Linked DNA regions of Homo sapiens: region 1 is linked to region 2. Evidence: read pairs that join two places in POLR2A ChIA-PET (ENCODE). Cell type or tissue: PC-9. All regions are shown on one strand. Each heading gives the region's core, and the rest is flanking DNA. Links, peaks and the distances in the headings are about the cores only.

The links. Peaks named below come from ENCODE experiments on the same cell type or tissue, not always from the same donor. Only the 100,000 strongest peaks of a DNase experiment are listed, where the experiment ranks them.
Region 1: POLR2A ChIA-PET joins it to region 2 with 5 read pairs; 2 of 35 experiments call an interaction of 5 or more read pairs at or near these places.

Annotation. Positions count from the first base shown.
Region 1 is chr5:39,849,978-39,855,842 of GRCh38, forward strand. No RefSeq gene overlaps it. Among named protein-coding and RNA genes, the nearest start is that of LINC00603, 200 kb to the right of the region's middle. In PC-9, for the core only: no CTCF peak of the experiment used is centred there; no DNase peak of the experiment used is centred there.
Region 2 is chr5:39,773,470-39,779,334 of GRCh38, forward strand. No RefSeq gene overlaps it. Among named protein-coding and RNA genes, the nearest start is that of LINC02104, 260 kb to the left of the region's middle. In PC-9, for the core only: no CTCF peak of the experiment used is centred there; a DNase peak (open chromatin) is centred at 2,152.

The sequences.
Region 1 (5,865 bases), core at 1,128-5,127, 77 kb after region 2:
AAATGAAGGGACCAGTTAAAAGGGTGTGGTTCAGGCTAGTGATGATTGGTGGCCTTCAATAAGAAAGCAGAGGACAGACCCAAGATGTATTTTAAGACAAATTATCAAATCCTGAATAAAAATAAATAAAAGTATTTTTCTTAATATATACTACCTTAAGCATAATTTTATTTTTTTGTGTTGTCTTCTCTCATTCACCAAATTACTAGCTCTTCACAGTAAGGTCAATTTCTGATACATTATATTCTATGTTTTCCTTAAATTTCTGAGAATAAGATAGAAGTTCAAAAATATTTGTTATCATGTTGATTTTATATTAAATAGACTATGACATATTTTGTTGAAATCATATTAGATGCCAGAGTAAAATGTCTTGAGTAATTTCAAGTCCCTCTGATGTAGTTTTTATTATTTTGTTACTTGATGAACGGATGCTAAAAAAAAGAATGTTGACTTTGTGGGTATTTCATAAAAATGGGAAATCTTTCTGCATGGTTTAGCATTGAGATTGCCAAATTCTTAAATGCGGTTTCCAACAGAACACAAACTTGGAAACTAAAATACAGCACTGCGTGCCCTTGCATTTGTAACAGATCAAAGGATTCATAATCTATGTACATTCTGGATAAGTTTTATAAAAATAAAGTTAAAATCTGCCCAACAAAGTCCAAAGCTGAAGGCATACACCAGCCACTTTGTGGCAGACCACGTTTTCTGGGAAAGTTCTGAAGGGGAAAGTGTCATCTGCGCACTTTCCTTTCACATGCCTTCTCACTTAGTGGCATTCCTTTTGTCTTTATGTACCAAAATTTACTCTCAGGTATAAGGCCAGTAAATTTATTCACACATGGCATAAAAACACTGAAAGAAATTCTTGAAGGATTGTATTTTCCAGGAATATTTGGTACCAAAACTATTTCTGTAGAGTAATTATCAGGTTTGTAAGGGGTTAAAGGAACAGTGCTTTTCCCATGGAAATCTCCCTGGAAGGGGAAATGATGACTCTGCCTACTCCTCTGACTTACATGAGGTCTAGGGAGTGTCTAAAACCAAAAACTCCAGAATAGATTTGGCTGAGGACAAGTTAGGAGGATCCTGGCATCCCACATATCCAGGAGCTTCCTTGGAATTCAGAGGTCCCCTATTGCCAGCATCCCCCCGTCTATAGCATATAAAGAACTGCAGAAAAGTTATACTGGCTTAAACCATGGGAGTCTTATTTAGCAGTCCCTCCTTGTAACTGGAAGACTTAGATGTGAAAGGGAGGTTATTCTCTTCTTGTATTTTGTCAGGTTTATCATTTATGCTGTCTAATATTTGGAAGACAGTAGATGTTTGGAAGTGTCAAGTGACAGCTAGAAGACACTTTGGGATTAAAGACTCAGTGTGGGAATCAGGGTCCCAGCATTTATTCACGGTCCCACAACAGCATGAGTCTGGCTGTTGGATCCAGGTTGGGCTGCATGGTTCTCTCCTTTTTGAGCAGCACATTGCTGTCCTGTGATTCTCTGGTTCTGCTCCTAACCCTGATCTGACTGGGAGCTTTTTATGTAATGTTCTTTTTTTTTTTTTTTTTTTTTTTTTTTTTTTGAGACAGAGTCTCACTCTGTTGCTCAGGCTGGAGTGTAGCGGCGCGATCTCAGCTCACTGCAAGCTCTGCCTCCCAGGTTCACGCCATTCTCCTGCCTCAGCCTCCCAAGTAGCTGGGACTACCCACCACCATGTCCGGCTAATTTTTTGTATTTTTAGTAGAGATTGGGTTTCACTGTGTTAGCCAGGATGTTCTCGATCTCTTGACCTCGTGATCCGTCTGCCTCAGCCTCCCAAAGTGCTAGAATTACAAGCGTGAGCCACTGTGCTCGGCCTATGTAATATTCTTGACATCACCTTTATGGAACATAGTCCATGACACTAGCTGCTTCCTTTGTTTACCTCTTTCATAGTGACAAACTTTCATATTTGAACAGCGATTATCATCAGGAGCCCATCCTATACCCATAGTGTCTGAACCTTTAGTAGTCCTCTCTTCTATACCTGTATAAATCTAATAATGTGGAAGCTTTTTGCAAAACTCTAGGTCATATGAAATTTCTTTTTATCATAAGAAATGTCCAATTTCCATTTACAGCCATTCATACCTCAGAGCTATATGAGGCCAATATCCCTTTTACTTATGAAAGCCTGTCAAATATTTGGGGTCAGCCACACTGTCTTCACTAATTTGTCTTCATTAAACTAAGTGGCTCCAACTATTTCAACCACTGCTGTTAAGAAAGATTTTATGACTTTTTGCCATCCTGTGTGCTCTCCCAATGACTTTAGCTTTTCAAACTTTTCTTTCAATATGTGATGTGCCCAACAGAACACCATAACTCAAAGTTCACCCTAAATAGCATAGAAATGGCAAAGCCTTCTCCTTCACAGTAGGTCTTATTCATGTTATGGTGGCCCTTTCTTATTTCTCTGATCATTTCTCAAGTGATGATATTTATTTTCGATGATTTGGCCTAAAAACTCTTAGTCTTCAATGTGTTCCTGCCAAGCTCTTTGCATACTCTTGAATTATTATGATTTATTTTGTGAGCGTAAAACTTCAATTTATTTTATTTATCTCTATTTAAAAATAATTTCTTATTTACAGTCACTTTTTTCCCTTTTTCTTTTCCTTTTTTTTTTTTTCATATATCTGCTATGTATGTCAGTCACTGGGCTTGTCAGTGGAGCAGTAAGAAGATAATGTTGAATTCAGTATCAAGGGGCCAAATTTTCAGTGCTTATAATCTAAGGGAGACAAAAAGAAGTCACTATTTTGTCAATTACAAATTATTGTAATGAGGATTCTAAAGGGACAACTAAGGGCAACTAAGGAGGTAGGACAAGGAGAACTTTCTGGACTAAGTGGCACCTGAGTTAAGGAGTTAGCAATATGAAGGAGAAGAGGAGGAGAAATTCAAGTAGAGAGATTTCTTATATAAAGTTCTAGACAGGAGAATAAGCATGGTGTTTTCTAAGACTCATAGAGAAGAATAGGTGGGGCTTTTACATAGAGTAAGAGGTAAACCTTAAGGAGAAATGATTCTAGGAATATAAATAATTTCCAAATCATGAAGAACTTTGTATTAAAACCTGGAAGGAATTGTTGGCATTTGAAGAGTTTGATGGGAGGGAGTGATGTGATTATTCTTGTATTATAGAAAAATCACTTTGGCTGCCATGTGGAAAATAATTTTTCTGTCTCAAAATAGGGAAATATGATAGAAAATTATGGCAAGAATGTAGGTAAAAGATTATGGTGACCTAAACTAGGGAATTGTTAGAAGGTATGTTTAAAGGACATAAAAAATATAAGAATATTTGTTATGAAGACATGTTTGTTACGTTAGATGACGTTTGACCAATAGAACTGATAGACTCAGGCAGTGGTGTATTCGTAGATAAGTAAAGAATGATAATTAGCCCTAGCTCAGAAAAGCATATTGGTTGAATTATCCACTGAAAGAAGAATTAGAACTGGAATAGAATAAGAATAAGGGATTCGTTCTGGACATATTAGATTTATATTCCTAAGGGTCATTCAAATGTGGATATTTAATAAGCAGTTAGGTATATGAGTTTGGAAATCAGTTACCTGTCCTTGGATGTAAAAGAATAAATCTGTAAGTCCTGTAGACCACCGGCTGTAAAGAGGAGATAAGATATAGGATGGAAGCAGAAAGTGGACTTTTTAAGGTAGGAAAGATAAGAGCAAATTTAAGTGATAAGGGGAACATGTGCTTTGTAGACAGAGGAGACTGGACAGTTGCAAAATAAAACAAAGTGCTTCTAAAAGCAATTTTATTCTCTGATGCATCCAAAAATGGCAAACTAGATTTTGCTTGTCATTCTAGTGACTACTTTCTCCCCATTTTCATATTTTTAAAACAGTTTTAATGTTAAAAATAATGCTTTATTTTTGAAAACTGTCTTTTTCTTCATCCATTTATTTATTCCACCAATATTTACAAATGCTGATTAAATATTATAGATACCCGGCCAAGTGTTGGAAATAGGTGAATAAGATGTAGTCTTAGCCTTCAAAAAGGCAAGAACGTATATAGAAAAGATATGAATAATCACTGTCTTTGGTGCTTGTTTTGCCTTCTGATGCTTCAATGGATAAAGTTAATTCATTTGAAAATAGTAGCACTTCAATAGTTGAAGATACTTATTGTAAACCCATTTGTTTCTTCTAGCAGTGATGCAAAACCTGATGATGTTCAAAATGGAAAACAAATCTTTTATTATTATGGTAGCTATTTATAGTGTGAGCTTTTAAAATGTGATAGAAGAATGAAAAACAATACTCTTAATCATGATCTGATAAGTACAGAATAATTGATCTAGACACAATTAATCCCTTATCATATTAAAATGGCACAAGTTCTTTTTTTTGGCAACTGAATTTTGTTGTTGGCAAATAATGAGATTTCAGTCAGTTATTCTTGGATTTTATGCCCAACTGTTAAGCCAATACTCCCCAATTCTGGTTATATGCAGTTGATAATTTGCAATGAAAATATATGACTTCTCACCTATTAATTTTACATCTCATCTCAGTTTATATCATTGTTCCAAATTAGATTAATCTTTAAGAATTTCATTGTTATTAAATGCATTGCCAATCATTTCAAGCTTTCCTTAGACAATTTGTTAATTTGTTTTGATATCAAAATTACCTATTAAGACATCAAACAACAAAGACTAAATATAAGTATGTGTTGCATGTCACTTGAAAATTATTTAGCCTGCTATCAATAGATTATATAATGTTCTCTGGATTCTTTTGGTTTAACTATTTGGAAAGTGGCATAATAGAACTCATGTAAGTTACATTTTTGCCACTTATACTAAGCATTATCATAAGAGACTTTGAGATTTCTGATGGAAATTCCAGACAGCCTGAGATTTAGAGGGCATATGTTAACCACAGGTAAATAATCCACCATTTTTCAGTCAAAGGTTAACTTAACAGTATAAGGTCAGTGGGTCATAGAACTTCCATTGCCTTAACTAAAGAAACCAAAACCAAAAACAAAACAAAAGAAAAAAATAAAACCACCTCAAAACTTAGCAAAACAAAATATAAACAGTTTTCTCAACACACATAAAGACTTATCCTACGCAAATTGTGATTTTTCTGACTTTGATTTTTGTGTCTTTGCTTTGAGATTTTAAATGTCAGCCAACAATCTTCTTGGCTTCTTTTTCTGGCATCAGCTCCCCTTGGCTACTTTCTAAAACCTCATGGAGACTGTTTGCTTCCCTATGCTACATCAAATTAGGAGTTGAATATAGCTAAAAGACTAAGAACGTTCCCAATTAATATTCTGATTACAATGTAAAAGTTTTAAGCCATAATCTACCTCTACATTTTAATAATATTTCTGCCATAATATATTAATATTGCTCATCATTGTGTCTAAATTAATTTTAAATAACTATGGTGAAGTTCTTTTAAAGTTACTTTTTTTATTTAAAGAAGTAGACATGCATTCAATATTGTAGAAAATTTAGAAAATAGAGAAAAGGGTGAAAATAAGCCAGCTGTAATTGTTAACATTTTGATAAATGATCACATTTCAAATACTGTTTACAAAATATTGATCATGTATGACAAACTTACTTTTTTCACTTGGAAATACATCTTCAATTTTTTCACAGTTTCTTAGATTTTTTCCCGTCAAACAATGTTGAGGAGAATAGAATTTAATCGTATGGATATACTGTAATATATTTAATCCATGTTTTTATTTATATATCTTTATGTTTACTTTTCACTATCTTCATATATTATAGAATAAATCTTTGTATGTGCCTCTGATTATT
Region 2 (5,865 bases), core at 590-4,589:
TTAGAAGCAATACTACAATTCATTCTGTTAGGCATACAACTTAATAAAGTTTTCTGATTAATTCTTTGCAATAAACTCTTAGAAATGGAACAATAGAGTCTTCTTTTGTCCTTCAATTATAAATATATATAAATCAACTTGTTTTGCTGACAGCATGATATGTTTTGTTACTGTACATGTGGCTGTGGTCTTTACTTTTCCTGTTGTTAGTTTTATATATCAGCAGAGTATGCCTGTTTTAATATTAAAAGTAGTGTATACTAGAATAGCTAAAATGATTTTGAAAAGGAATAAAGTGAGAGGAATTAATCTTCCCAATATTAAGGCTACATTAATCATGACCGTGTAGAACTGGTGGAAGGATAGAAACACAGATCAGTGGAACAGAACAGAGAAGTCAGAAATATCCACACATGTATACACAAGTAATTTTTGATAAGGAAGCAAAAATAATTCAATGAAGAAGGAATAGCCTTTTCAATAAATAGTGCTGAAGCAATTAAACATCCATAAGCAAAAAAAAAAAAAAAAGAACCTCGACATAAGCTTTATACCCTATACAAAAATGATCTCAAGATGGATCCTCAACTTATATATAAAACATAAAGCTATAAAACTTCTAGGTAAAAATTGAAAGAAAATATTTAAGATCTAGGATTAGGCAAAGAGTTGTTAGGCTTAACACCAAAAGCGTGACCCATAAAAGGAAACAAACGATAATCATTTGGACTTCATAGAAATTTAAAAATGTGTGCTCTGAATTACCCTGTTAATAGGGAAAAAGAAAAATTACAGATTTGGAGAATATATTTGAAAATTACACGTACAAAAATGATTGTTATTTAGAATATATAAATGATTCTCAAAACTCAAAATTTAAAAAGCAAGCAGTCCAAATAAAAATGGGCAAAAGACACTTGACTGCACAGAGTATATGGATTTCAAAAAAACACATGAAAATATGTTTAACATCTGAGTTTGAATCTGAGGGTTTAGGAGAACGGGTTAGCAACAGTGCTCAAAGAAGCAGCTATGAAAAATGTTATCATCACCATCATGATCATCATCATCATCATCATTAGCAGTTAGAGAAGTGCAAAGTAAAACCAAAATGAGATATCACTGCACATCGGAGTAGCTAAAAAAAAATTGTGAAAACCCTAAATGCTAAGGAGGGTGCAAAGACACTGGATCATTCATACATTGTGTTTAGGAATGTAAAATGGTACAGCAACTCTGAAAAAATAGTTGGCAGTTACTTTCAATACTAAAAATAGACTGACAGAGCAATTGCACTGTTAGACATATATCACAGAGAAATTTTAAAAATTCATGCAGAAAATTCCTCCATGATTGCTTATGGCAGGTTTTTAAAAAATGCTAATAGACCAGAACTGGAAACATCCCAGATGTCCTTCAGTGAATGGTGCACACATGTCATGAAACACTACTCAGTAATAAAAAAGAAAGAGCCTATTGATACACACAACAGCTAAGATGAAGCTCATGGATGTTATGTTGAGCCAAAAAAGCAATCTCAAAAGAATACATACTTTGGATTAATTCATGATTCCATTTATGTAACATTTGTGAAATAATTATAGGTACGGTGAACAGCTTAGTGGTTCCTAAAGGTTAGACATGTGGCTATAAAGGGGTAGGACGAAGAAGTCTTGTGGTAATGGTGCAGTAAAGTGTCTTGATTGTTGTGATGGTTATGCACACAGAGAACTACACACACACACACACACACACATGCATAGTGCATGTATAACTGGTGAAATCAGAATAAGCACTATGAGCTGTAACAATGACAGTTTCCTGGTTTTGATGCTGTACTATAGTTACACAAGATGTTAATAATGGGAGAGGCATTAAAATGTTAGATAGAGCTATATCTGTATATATATGTGACATCATAAATTTTATAATTTAATATTTACTTTTCTAATAAATCACTTGGATATTAAAAAAGGAAGTCACAAAATAATGTGAGAAGTTTGGGAAAATTCTCAAAACAGAAAACAGAAAGCAAGACATTTACCAGTATAAATCATATGTATATTGATCTCTCAGTTATATATCCTTAGTTTTTGATGAAGAAAAAATGAGGAAAATAAACAAAAGCCTAGTAGCAGAAATGCCAGGCAGGCTGGTGACTCAGTACTTGGTTGATTAAGGCACTCAGCATTCCTGAGAGTACTGTTCGAATTCATGACTTATACAGATGATTTCAAAAGCTTTATTAGGTAATGCAAAGGGACTTTCTACAAACAGTTTATTTTTATCCAAAGAATTTTCTAGAATAATTCTGAAAAAGGATAGTGCAAGATTAAAGGAATGGGCATCAAGTTAAATAGATTGTTTTTGAAATGATACCTGGGGATATTCATACTTTACTCACTAAGACTTAAAAGAATTCCCACTTCCCATCAGCGATAGCACCATTGCTATGATGGAATGACCAGCCACTCGAATAGTTCCCTTATGGTGTTCTTTCCCCTGCATCGAATGTAAAGCCTGGGGCTTTCCATCCCTGGTGTATGCTGGGTCCAAAGGAAAAAGAAATCCAGAGGTGCCTTGAGAGGGAAAAAAAAAGCAATTGAAGGGAAGAGAAAGAAGATGGTTCAAGTGAGAAACAAGGAAACCTTGTGTCCTCTTACAAGCTTGTTAGAGAATGGCAAGTACCCAGAACGCAACTAATGGCTGTAATTCCCTGCCCTGCCTGTTCTCAAAGGCTGAAGACAGAAAAAGCATTCCGGGAATAGGAAGCAGACACCTCCATAAGAAAATCTATGTGGAAGAGCTTCTTTTTAGCCATCTCAAGTGAGGCAACTCACCCTTAAGAGCAGCCATAGGGTGGCACATGTAGTGTGTAGGGAAGGGATAGTGGATCCGAACTCTGTCTGTATTCTCCCTTGACTCTTGCATTAAATCTAATATTTGGATTTTTGCTGATGAACCTATGTGATGACATAATAGACATTTAGAGCCATAACTTTTACTAAATATAGATTTGTCATAATTTTAAACAGTAATTCTTCAGAGGCCACATAAAAATTTTACTTGGACAAAAGCACATGTAGGCCATTAGAAAATCCAGTGAGCAATACATTTCCAGTATCAATTACTTTTGAGAGGATTATGGAGGTAGCTGTCCAGTCAATCCTCCTTAACCAATAAATAATAAAAGACAACTCATTTTCTTTATGATCAAACACTTAGAACACTTCATTTTCATGCTTCTGCCAAAAGAGATGAAATTCTGAAGTGTGACTAGGTAGTGAAGCCAGTTGAGACAGCCTGTTAAGAGTAAGAAAAAAATAGAGAGAGAGAAAGAAAGAAAAAGAAAAGAAAGAAAACACTAGCTACCAATATTTACAGGAATATTATTCTCTTATTCTTTTTTTTTTTTTTTTGATGGAGTCTTGCTCTGTTGCCCAGGCTGGAATGCAGTGGCGCAATCTTGGCTCACTGCAACCTCTGCCTCCTGGGTTCAAGCGATTCTCCTTTCTCAGCCTCCTGAGTTGTTGGGATTACAGGCACCTGCTACCATGCCCAGGTAATATTTGTATTTTTAGTAGACACGAGGTTTCACCATGTTGGCCAGGCTGGTCTTAAACTCTTGACCTCGTGATCTGCCCGCCTCAGCCTCCCAAAGTGCTGGGATTACAAGTGTGAGCCACTGCTCCCAGTATCTCTTATTCTTAATTATTTTTTGAAAAAAATAATAAACACTGGAATTCATCCTCCTGGTGAGGGCTAGTGAAACCCTAGCTTCACTACTTGCTGACTGTGTGAGCTTGAGTGAGTTACTTAACCTCTCAGGTGTTCATCTAGAATAATGATAATAAAACAACTTGCCTTATACTGTTGTGAAGATTAAATGAACTAATACATGTTCTTACTTTTATAATAATAAAGGTGTTAGAAACAGTGACTGCTATGGACTGAATTATGTCCCTCCAAAATTCATATGTTGAAATTTTAACTCTCAGTCCTTCAGAATCTGGCCATTTTTTTTTTTAGCAGTTTCTTCAAAGAGGTAATTAAGGTTAAGTCAGGCCATTGGGTTGGGTCTAATTCAATGTGACTGGTGTCCTTAATAAGAAGCAAAGATTAGGACACAGCCACACACAGAGGAAAGTCCATGTAAAGGTACAGGAGAAAGACAGCCCTCTAACAAGGCAATGAGAGAGACCTCAGAAGAAACGAACCCTGCCAACACTGTGACTTTGAATTTCTAGCCTCCAGAACTATGAGAAAATAAATTTCTGTCTTTTAAGCCACCCAATAAGTAGCACCCATCTGTGGCACTTATTGTAACAGCCCTAGAAAACTAATACAGGGACAATAAAACAGTTTTCTAGACAACTGGACTTTAAAGATTGTTGTCGTATCTATAGAAATTTACTAATCCTCTCAAATATCCTATTTGATAGTTTGTGGTATTGTAGAATATAATTAAAATTGGCATCTACGGTTTCTGTTTGCTGAAGAGTTCACATTTTATCTGCCTTTCTGCCCTTTTGTGATAAGATTTATTCTTGTAGTCACATTTTGTTTTTCAAACAACATGTTTAAAATGTTTCTCTGACACTGAAAAATACACCCTGCCTGAAACTGCTAGCTATACTCACTGTGGAATCTATGGGTCAACGAAAGATAGGGTTTACCAGCTATGGACAAAGAAGGAGCTATGAAAAATATCATCATCACCAACATCATCATCAATAGACAGATGTTGCACCCATTGAATATATTCTTGTTTGTAAGGGACATTTAAAATTTATTAATAAGGAAAAATTATGGCATTGATAAAGAAAACAACAAATAAATGAATATCTATAAACATATGTCATCAATGAAAGAAATATGTATAATATTATACAACATTTTATTATTAAATATTAATATGCAATCAAATATAAATGTAATATTTAATTAAAGACAATTCAATCAGATCTATAAGGTTGAGAAATTCATTATGTCTTTAAGTGATTTCCCTACTTAGTGGTCAAATAAAAATTTATTAAATTTTATTGTTTTATTTTTTGTTTTTATAGAGATGGAGTCTCACTATGTTGCCTAGGCTGGTCTCAAACTTCGGGCCTTAAGCTATCCTCCTGTCTCTGCCTCCCAAAGTGCTGGGATTCCAGGTGCAAGCCACCATGTGCAGGCTTTATTTAATTTTAAAAAGACTTCAGACTCAATATATTTGCCTGATGAAATTATAAGTACTGTCTAAATGAAAATATAGTACGTAAGCCTCAACATATGTACCAGGTAGATTGTATCCTATTTAAATCTTATATAGAAAGCAAAACAATAAAAATATTTCCCCTTTGATGTAGTTGAGCTCATACTAACTAGCATTCTTGAATACTTTCAACTTGAAAATATTAAAATTATACTCATGTAAGAAGCAAGACCAGTTTTGAGTTTAAACACCTAATAACTCATTTTAAGAATGAGCACTTAAGTATATATCCATTTTAAATATTTCTAAAAGCCTTATAAACATTTATTCATATGTACATGTATCTCTAATTGATAAGAATGATTATAAGTAAACTCTGGATATATTGTAACAAATGTAGTTTGAATGTGTGTCCGCACCCAAATCTTGTGTTGAGATGGAATCCCCAATGTTGGAGGTGGGGCCTGATGGGGAGTGATTGGATCACGAGGGCAGATTTCTCATGAATGGTTAAGTACCATCCTCTTGGTACTGTCCTCATGATACTGAGTGAGTTCTTGTGATATCTGGTCATTTACAAGTGTGTGGCACCCTCCCCTGCCCCTGGCCTCACCAACACACGCACACACACGCACACCCTCTTCTTTCTTGCTCCTGCTCTGACC